Regions from separate parts of the Homo sapiens genome. Here region 1 is linked to region 2. The links are chromatin contacts, found by Hi-C in ENCODE. All regions are on one chromosome and are shown on one strand. The core of a region is the stretch at or near the end of the contact, and the rest is flanking DNA. Distances in the headings are between cores, read along the strand shown. Region 1 has its middle 630 kb from the start of MIR5702. Region 2 overlaps NYAP2 (neuronal tyrosine-phosphorylated phosphoinositide-3-kinase adaptor 2).

What was found. Hi-C counts contacts between places; a loop is a spot of excess contacts on that map. Pooled maps may share reads with other maps.
Region 1: a map of HCT116 shows a loop between it and region 2 (3-fold over the local background). The contact joins two enhancer-like sites. A Hi-C loop is called at or near these places in 5 of 168 maps with a recorded cell type or tissue (HCT116, IMR-90, PC-3 and 2 more) and 6 of 50 pooled maps.

Annotation. Positions count from the first base shown.
Region 1 is chr2:226,029,677-226,033,429 of GRCh38, forward strand. No RefSeq gene overlaps it. Among named protein-coding and RNA genes, the nearest start is that of MIR5702, 630 kb to the right of the region's middle. Within about 2 kb of position 1,720, at least 27 of the 41 ENCODE cell types and tissues checked have a DNase peak (open chromatin) inside an H3K27ac peak, as active enhancers do; they include HCT116, where a contact is called at or near this core.
Region 2 is chr2:225,667,765-225,671,904 of GRCh38, forward strand. The region is part of intron 7 of NYAP2 (neuronal tyrosine-phosphorylated phosphoinositide-3-kinase adaptor 2); the gene reads left to right. Among named protein-coding and RNA genes, the nearest start is that of NYAP2, 270 kb to the left of the region's middle. RefSeq lists a silencer at 939-988. Within about 2 kb of position 2,772, at least 2 of the 41 ENCODE cell types and tissues checked have a DNase peak (open chromatin) inside an H3K27ac peak, as active enhancers do; they include HCT116, where a contact is called at or near this core.

The DNA.
Region 1 (3,753 bases), core at 470-2,969, 360 kb after region 2:
TTCATAAAAGATTTTCATTGTTTAATGTGTATAGCCCTACATTATGTAAATATTCTACGATAAAAATATTTTCTTATATAATTGGAAAAATAAACAATAGATATTAAAAAACCTCCCTAATATTGGAGAAAACAGTAAAGTTAAAGACTTCTTAAGGGAAAAACAAAGCACACCTGTTCTAACTGTAAGAAAAGCTTCTGAACTTCCTGGCTATGCCTATCTTTGACAAAATGCTAGTGCTGTGTTAAAAGAATACATTAAAATTTAACACTTTATGATTAAATGTAAGATTTAGGGTGTGGAGATTTCAAACTGTGAATTTGCGTAAAATTTAGTTTGCTTGTTGCTGCTGTTTTTTTTTTCTTGTAAAGCTGTAGCTGATAAAAAGTCTTGTGAGAGAGAGAGGAGAGAGTAACTGATGCTTAGACAAAATAAAGTCATTATCATATGACAAGGTCTTTCTCATTCCATTCAGGCCCCTTAATAACTTTATTGCATCTCTAGGTATAAAGATCATATCTCACAAGGGAAGAAACTGCATTATATATGCTGGGCAGCTGCCTACCTACCATTCTCATGCATTTGTTGCGAGAGCAACATCTGTGTTCTTTCTACATGTAGAGGGCTCCGCTGCCATCCTTCCCAAAACTTCTGGAGGTCACCGTTTTTACAACAGGATATCTCTCGCACCAGTGACCTGCATTTTAACACTTTGCCCTGTTATCTATAGAAAGAGAGGTTCTTTCCAAATCCCAGGAGTGCGTTAAACGTTATTTCTGAGGTAAATCAGACTCACACAAAGTTAGCGTTCCCCAAAGGGGGGGGGGGGGTGGTGCCTCAGTATAAAAATGTCCCCCAGTGGATAATTCATCATGTGATATTTCAAGCACTGAGAAAGCAGAAGTAACAACATTTGGAAAGAAAGGGTGGAATTTCCTTCCTTTACATGTGTGAGGAGCGCGCGCCTGTGTGTGGGGGGTGGGGTGGGGGGCTATGGGAAGGAGTGGATCTTGTAGTGGACAGCATTCTTTGAATATAAATATACATGTAAACATATAAATATATAAATATATATGCGCGCATTTTTCTCCTGCATAAAGGAGTCAGGCCGATCTCTTTCTATTTGATCTTAATCCCTCTCCCCCGCCAGCGTGGCCCAGGAGCACCCCTCTCTTTCTAATAAACGGCTGGCAGAGCAAGCCGTTCACGCAGTCCCCTTTGATCACCTTGGAGCTGTCAGCCCTTGCTGCTGTTTTCCTCCCAGCTCTTGTTCCTGCCTAAAAGTGGAAGTAATACCCACTGAAAGAAATACCCCAGGTGTCCTGCAAAGCATTAATCTATTTCTTCTTTTTCTTCTTTTTTCCTGAGGCCCACCCTCCCAGCTTGAACAAATCCCCCTCTTCCTCCCTCCTCCCCTCTCTGCAGAATCCCAGTTCCTTTTGAGACACCCTCCACTGTGCTGGCGTGACCCCCTGGGCCCTCGCTGTCTGAGAAGCTACCACCCGGCCAGACAGGGGAGGCTCCGCCCTGCCCCTGCACCCGCCGCCCTCTCCCCGGCCGCACGGGAGCCCGGATCCCGCAGGCATCTGTGTTCGCAGGTTCTGCCGTTTGCTTTCGGGAAGGCGAGCATTGTTTTCCTCTGGATGCAAGCTTTTGCTGACCCACACCCCCCTTCCCCAATGCCTCCGCTTCCCTTCCCCCTTCGGGGACTTGGGATTGCCCTGCAGACTCCCTGGACTTGAGCGTTTTGGTCTCTGGCTGCAGTGTTTGTGAGAGAGGCTGCGGATGCGACCCAGCTCCGGCTCAGCTGCGCGCGTTTGCAAATGCGGCTGCGTCCAGACAGGGCATGGAACACATTTCCAAGCTCACGTCCCCGTTTCTTGTTTACAGCTGAGATTATAAGCAATCTATGTGCCCTCTTATCATCGTGTCAGGCAATGATATATAGTTTGTAAATATTATTTAAAGGAAATGATTTGCAAAGGCAAACAATTTTAAGCAAAGTATATGGACCATGAGGTTTGTCTTTAATGTACTTACCAGAAGGACAGAGAAGGGGGCTGGGAGACCGGAAAATTATGGGGTGAGGTGTGTGGGTGGGGGAAAAGGTGGCGGGGATGACTCAAAGGATTCTGGTGATTCGATGACAGTGACATAACTAATTAAATGTAATGTTGCTTAAAAGCCTTTGCTCTCTTTCTGAAATTGCTCGAAAGTATGCATTATTAAAGAAAAAAAGATAATGTAGAAGGAGGGGGACTTAGAATGACTGAATACAACTCATTGTGCTGGCTCAAAAATGTCAAACTGCAGTGGAAAGAAATACAGCATTACAGGCTGGTGCGCTGAGGCCCCAGCTAGGGAAGGGGGAACTGTTAAGTGGAAAATTCCTGCAGAGGACTCGTTTCCATTTCCAATGGGAAGAAAGAGAGTGTTGTTGGAAGCTGGCAGATCTTTGGAAAATACAGGGGAGCACAGGGAAAATGACAAAAATGATCTCATTGAACTCTGAGAAATCTAGCAAACAAATAGCTTTAGCCAACCTACCACATTCTTATAGTGCCTGTGCCTGCATACCAAGACTGAGAAAGGATGAAATCTCAGCTCTCCCTCTCTCTGGTCCCCCTTGTCTCCTGAGAGGAAAGGAATGATGCTTGAGACACTGGCAGCAGCAGAGGATCATGACTGTAGAAATGTGTCTATGAGTACATGTGTGCTCCTCAAATAGACTTGTGTGCTTAGGGAGATACTTACTTTGCATCCTGAATACTAAAATGATGGTGCAGCTGTATTTGTTGAACACTAGAGGATTTCAGTTTAAGGAGCATTTTTCTGTCCGAAAGAACCACAAATCCTAACAGGAGTCACCAGGTTTTGCCACCCAGGGGTGGTCTCTGTTAGTGGGTTTTCTTCTAAGGATAGCCTGAATTGCATCACGAGCAGCTAGGTGATGGAGCAGGGCGAGAGCAAGCACATCTCAGAAGCTGTGTGCAGGTGTATTCGTATAACCGCGACCAGGAATTTTAGAATTATCATTACATGTTCCAGTGGAGAAAAACAGAGACTAATAAGAAGCCACGTTTTTTCTTATTCTGTAAAGCTTCTGTCAAGAAGAAAGAAAAATGCCAGGCAGTGAATGCACTGCATGTACACAAATGAAGTTCAAACGATCTTCATTTGCTATGCTGATTTTTTCTCTATCAGATCCACAGCACACTGACAAGCTAAAGAAAACTTGTTTTACATTTATGGCTAGGATATGTGTGTATGTGTGTTGAGTAACACTTTTAAATATATTCCTTTCCATAGTAGTCTGATAATTTAATAACTGGTGAATTATATTGAAAACACTTTATTAAAACTATTTGACATTTCAAGTAAACTTTATTAAAAACTACAGATGACTGAATTTACGTGGTCAATATTCTACCTACTGACAAATCCAAAGCATAGATCAGCATATCTTGTATCAGTCCAATGTCTCCTCCAAAAATTTAATTTTATTTGGATATGTAAATTCAATGCTATGATGGACCTTGGGACTTGTAAATTTTACATAGAAAACAATATTTGGTTCAGACCAATTCTTAAGTTATGTCCAATTGCCAAGGCAATGCCCATAGTAATTGAAGAAATATACTGTGAGTTACTCATTATATATTTAAGATATAAATGTTCTTGTCTGTTCTTACAAACAGCTTACTTACATAGAGTTTTAATGAGATATAAGTCATATCCCATAACATTCACTTA
Region 2 (4,140 bases), core at 1,522-4,021:
TTCATATTTTCCTTTTGAAACTACTTAATAGAGATACCTTAATAGAGATGCTTTACAGATGCACGGTTGGAAGACTAGTATAATGTGTGTGCTTTTAAACACATACAGTTTTTTAAAATAATGTCACTTCATTTCTGAATATTTGAACATGACTATCCTAAGACCGAGTGTATTCTTCTAAACAATCAAACTCAAAAAAGCAGTCAGGTAATTTATAATAATTCACTACTACCTACTATCATCTAATATAAAGGGAATCCTCAAATCTCTACAAGGGCCCCAATATTATACCCCTCCCCAGTCTGGGATCCAATCAAGGATACGACATTACATATAGTTTTCAGTTTCTTTCTTTGTTTCTCCAAATCTCCTGAATCACAAATACTTCCCAACCTCATTAGTCTTTCAAGATAAGTGACATTTTCAGAGTCCAGAACGATTTTGCTTTTTTTCCAGAATGTCCCTTTGTCTGATTGTTCTCTTGTGATTAGATTTGAGTTCACCATGCTTAGCAAGAAAACTACATGTGATGACCTTCTCCAAGAGTCACACAGCAGATGACATCAGTTGGTTTCATCACTGGGACTGATGTTTGAACACAACATCAATAAGACTCTCTCTAGATTTGTCTACTCTATATACTCTGCGTACCAGGAGACTGAGGCCATGGGGGCTGCCTCAGATTTTCCATTAGAGGATCAGATCAGTGGATTGAGTATATTATGTTTCTTGTATTTTCTCTTAGAAAAAGAAGAAATCTAATTATGTTTTATCGATGTCTAAATATATTTGACCTAATGTTTTCTCATGTGACCATCACAACAGTCCTGCAAATCATAATCATTATCCCATCTCTGATGAGAAAACTGAGAAACAAAAGGCCAAGTGAAATCTCAAGTTCACAGAGTAATGGCAGATCTCGGCCTTGAACCCCTCTCTTCTTACTCTCAATGCACTGTCCTTTCCTGTGTGTGTGTCAGCTGCACTCTCCTGGGTATTATAGAGCAAACACATACTGAAGATTTCCTGTGCAGTTCATCACCACTAGAGGGAGGGAGAGGATCTCCAAAGTTAACATGTCTCCATTCATTTGGGCTAGAAATTACTTGACAAGTCAAACTATTAATGTAAGGTAATTACATACACAGGAATAAATAAAGAAAAAAATTGTGTCCTAATTGGTGTCCCCTGCTTTTTTTTTTTTTTTTTTTTTTTTTTTTTTTGCTGCTAATGGCTTAAAATTGATTGCATATGCATTAACTACAGACGTAATAGAGGATGATTAAGGACAAGTATGAATACCAAAAACTACATAATGAATGTCTGACTCATATTTTATTTACAGTGAGGTTTCAGGCAGGAACATGAAGTTGGCTGTTCTTTTACAATGTATGTTATCTACCTGAGGCATAAAGCATGTGGTACATGAACATACAGAGCAGATGTTAATTATTACTATTTTTCATGACTCTATCTCTTTCTTTTTACAAAAGAGATCAAAAGTCATTATGGCACGTGAATTTGGCTTTTATTACCCTGTATTGTTTTAAAATGAAAGGCCTTAACGTAGGTTTCTGCACATCACGTCTCTACCTACTACAAATAAGACACCATTGTTTAATTCATCCCTTAAAAGCTCATTCGTATGGACAAAAATGGGCAAAGCTAATCTCTATATATTTCAACTGATTATGTGTTACAAAAATAAACCCTAACTAGAGATAAAACTGGCAGCTTACATTTTCAACAACTTATTTTTCTTGATTACAATTTAAAAAATCATTTAGTGAGAAAAAAAAGGAAGAAAGAAACACAGTATTGTAATGTCAACCCTATGAAAACAAATATCCAGAATGTTCTGGGAAGAGCTCAGTTTGTTCTATAATTTGAAAACCACTGGGAACTGCTAAAGTGAATAACAAAAAAATCAAAATTTTATTAATATTTAAAATGCTGAAATGGAGAAAATTCAAAGTAGCATTCAGTTCAGTAGTAGAAAATGTGTAATTGTGTTAGACTTTAAAAAGAGAAAAATAACAATTTTTATTTCCGTTCTGTCCAGCAGTCAGATGATGTGCAAAGGGCAAGAAGGTTAAATAAATAGATACGATCATTCCAAAGACTCAAGTTGTTTGAAAGCAGTGTGAGCACACCTCCTCCAAGGAGAGTCGGGTTGTTATGAAGTACACCCAGGTTGCAGCGATTCACCTTACATGAGGGGAAGATGAAGAGCTCTTCAAATGAAGAAATGTGCTTTGCACATTCTGGCCCACTAAAACACTTTCTGCTCCAAACAGAAGTGGTATTTGCAGGCCCTACTTTGGAAGGTTTTATAGATAGGTCATGATTACTTCCTCTGACCAAATCCATTTTGTACAATCTTGCTATGGTTCTGTATCCTTGGCCTTCACAGTTGGTGTACATAGATGCCAAGGAATAAAAAGGATAACAGCCATCTGGTTCTCATCTCAACCAAAGAGGCAGGTTTAACTAGAGGAAATGGGTGCATGCTCGTGTGTCAAGTTATTTTTATTAGACCTGAAAGCAGAACCCTGGAATGTTGTACGGGGAGAGGTCATGCAATCTTTCCTTTGGAGACCTTTAAAACCACAGTAAATTTCCATATTGGTGAGATGATAGTAGTGTGGTTCTGCCTAAGAGAAAGGAAAGGATTACTAAATGAGTCTTTAGGCCATTTCAATGTAATTCTGCAGGAAATTCTAAAAAAGACCCTTACAAATTAATGGTCTTGGTTATGATTTTTATAGCCTTATGTCACCACAAAGGGGTGCTATTGCATTAGTTTATGTCCTTCCTGGGAAAACGTCTTCAGTATTTTCCAAAAAAAAAAAAAAAAAAAAAAAAAATTCCTACATAGGCTTTCAGCAATCATTTTGGCAGCATCAAGCAGTAATTCATTGTTTATCATGTGTTTTGGAATGACAGGGATCTGTATTAAAATCAATATTGCTAAGATTTCTTTGGATTGTTTACAGGCATACCTTGGAGGTATCATGGGTTCAATTCCAGACCATGGCAATATAGTGAATATTGCAATAAAGCAAGTCTCAATAATTTTTTGGTTTTCCAGTACATAGAAAAATTATTTTTACATTATAATCCAGTCTATTAAGTGTAAACATTGTGTCTAAACAATGTACATACCTTAATTAAAAAAATACTTCATTGCTAAAAATGCTAACGATCATCTGAGCCTGCATCAAGTCCTATGTTTTTGCCAGTAGAAGGTCTTTCCTCAGTGTTGATGGCTGCTGACTGATCAGGGTAGTGGTTGCTGAAGGTTGGGGTGGCTGTGGCAATTTCTTAAAATAGGACAACAGCAAAGTTTGCCACATCAATTTAACTCTTCCTTTTACAAAAGATTCCTCTGTAGAATGCAATGCTGTTTTTTTTTCTTTTTCCCTCCTTTACCTATGCCAAACCATATGATGCTGTTTGAGAACATTTTCCCCACAGTAGAATTAAAGTCATTTCTCTCAAACCCTGACACTGCTTTATCAACTAAGCTTATGTGATATTCTAAATCCTTTCTTGTCATTTCCACAATGTTCATAGCACCTTTACCAGGGGTGCATTTCATCTCAAGAAACCACTTTCTTTGTTCATCCCTAAAGAGCAACTCATCATGTGTTCAAGTTTTATCATGAGATTGCTGCAATTCAGTTACTTCTTCAAGCTCCCTTTCTAATTCTAGTTTTCTTGTTATAATTTCCACTTTACCACATCTGCAGTCCACTGAGGCCTTCAGTGCCTCAAAGTCATCCAAAAGGTTGAGATCAACTTCTTCCAAATTCCTGTTCATGTTGATATTTCAAACTCTTCCCATGAATGACAAGTGTTCTTAATGATATCTAGAGTGGTGAATCCTTTCCAGAAGTTTTTAAGTTACTTTTTTTTACCAAATTTATCAAATGAATCACTATCTGTGGCAGCTATAGCCTTATGAAATAGATTTCTTAAATAATAAGATTTCAAAGTCAAAATTACTCCTTGATTCATGGATTTAGAATGAATGTTATCTTAGCAGGCATAAAAACATTAATCTCCTTGTACATCTCCATGAGAGCTATTGAGTGACCAGGTGCATTGTCAATGAACAGTAATATTTTGAAAGGAATT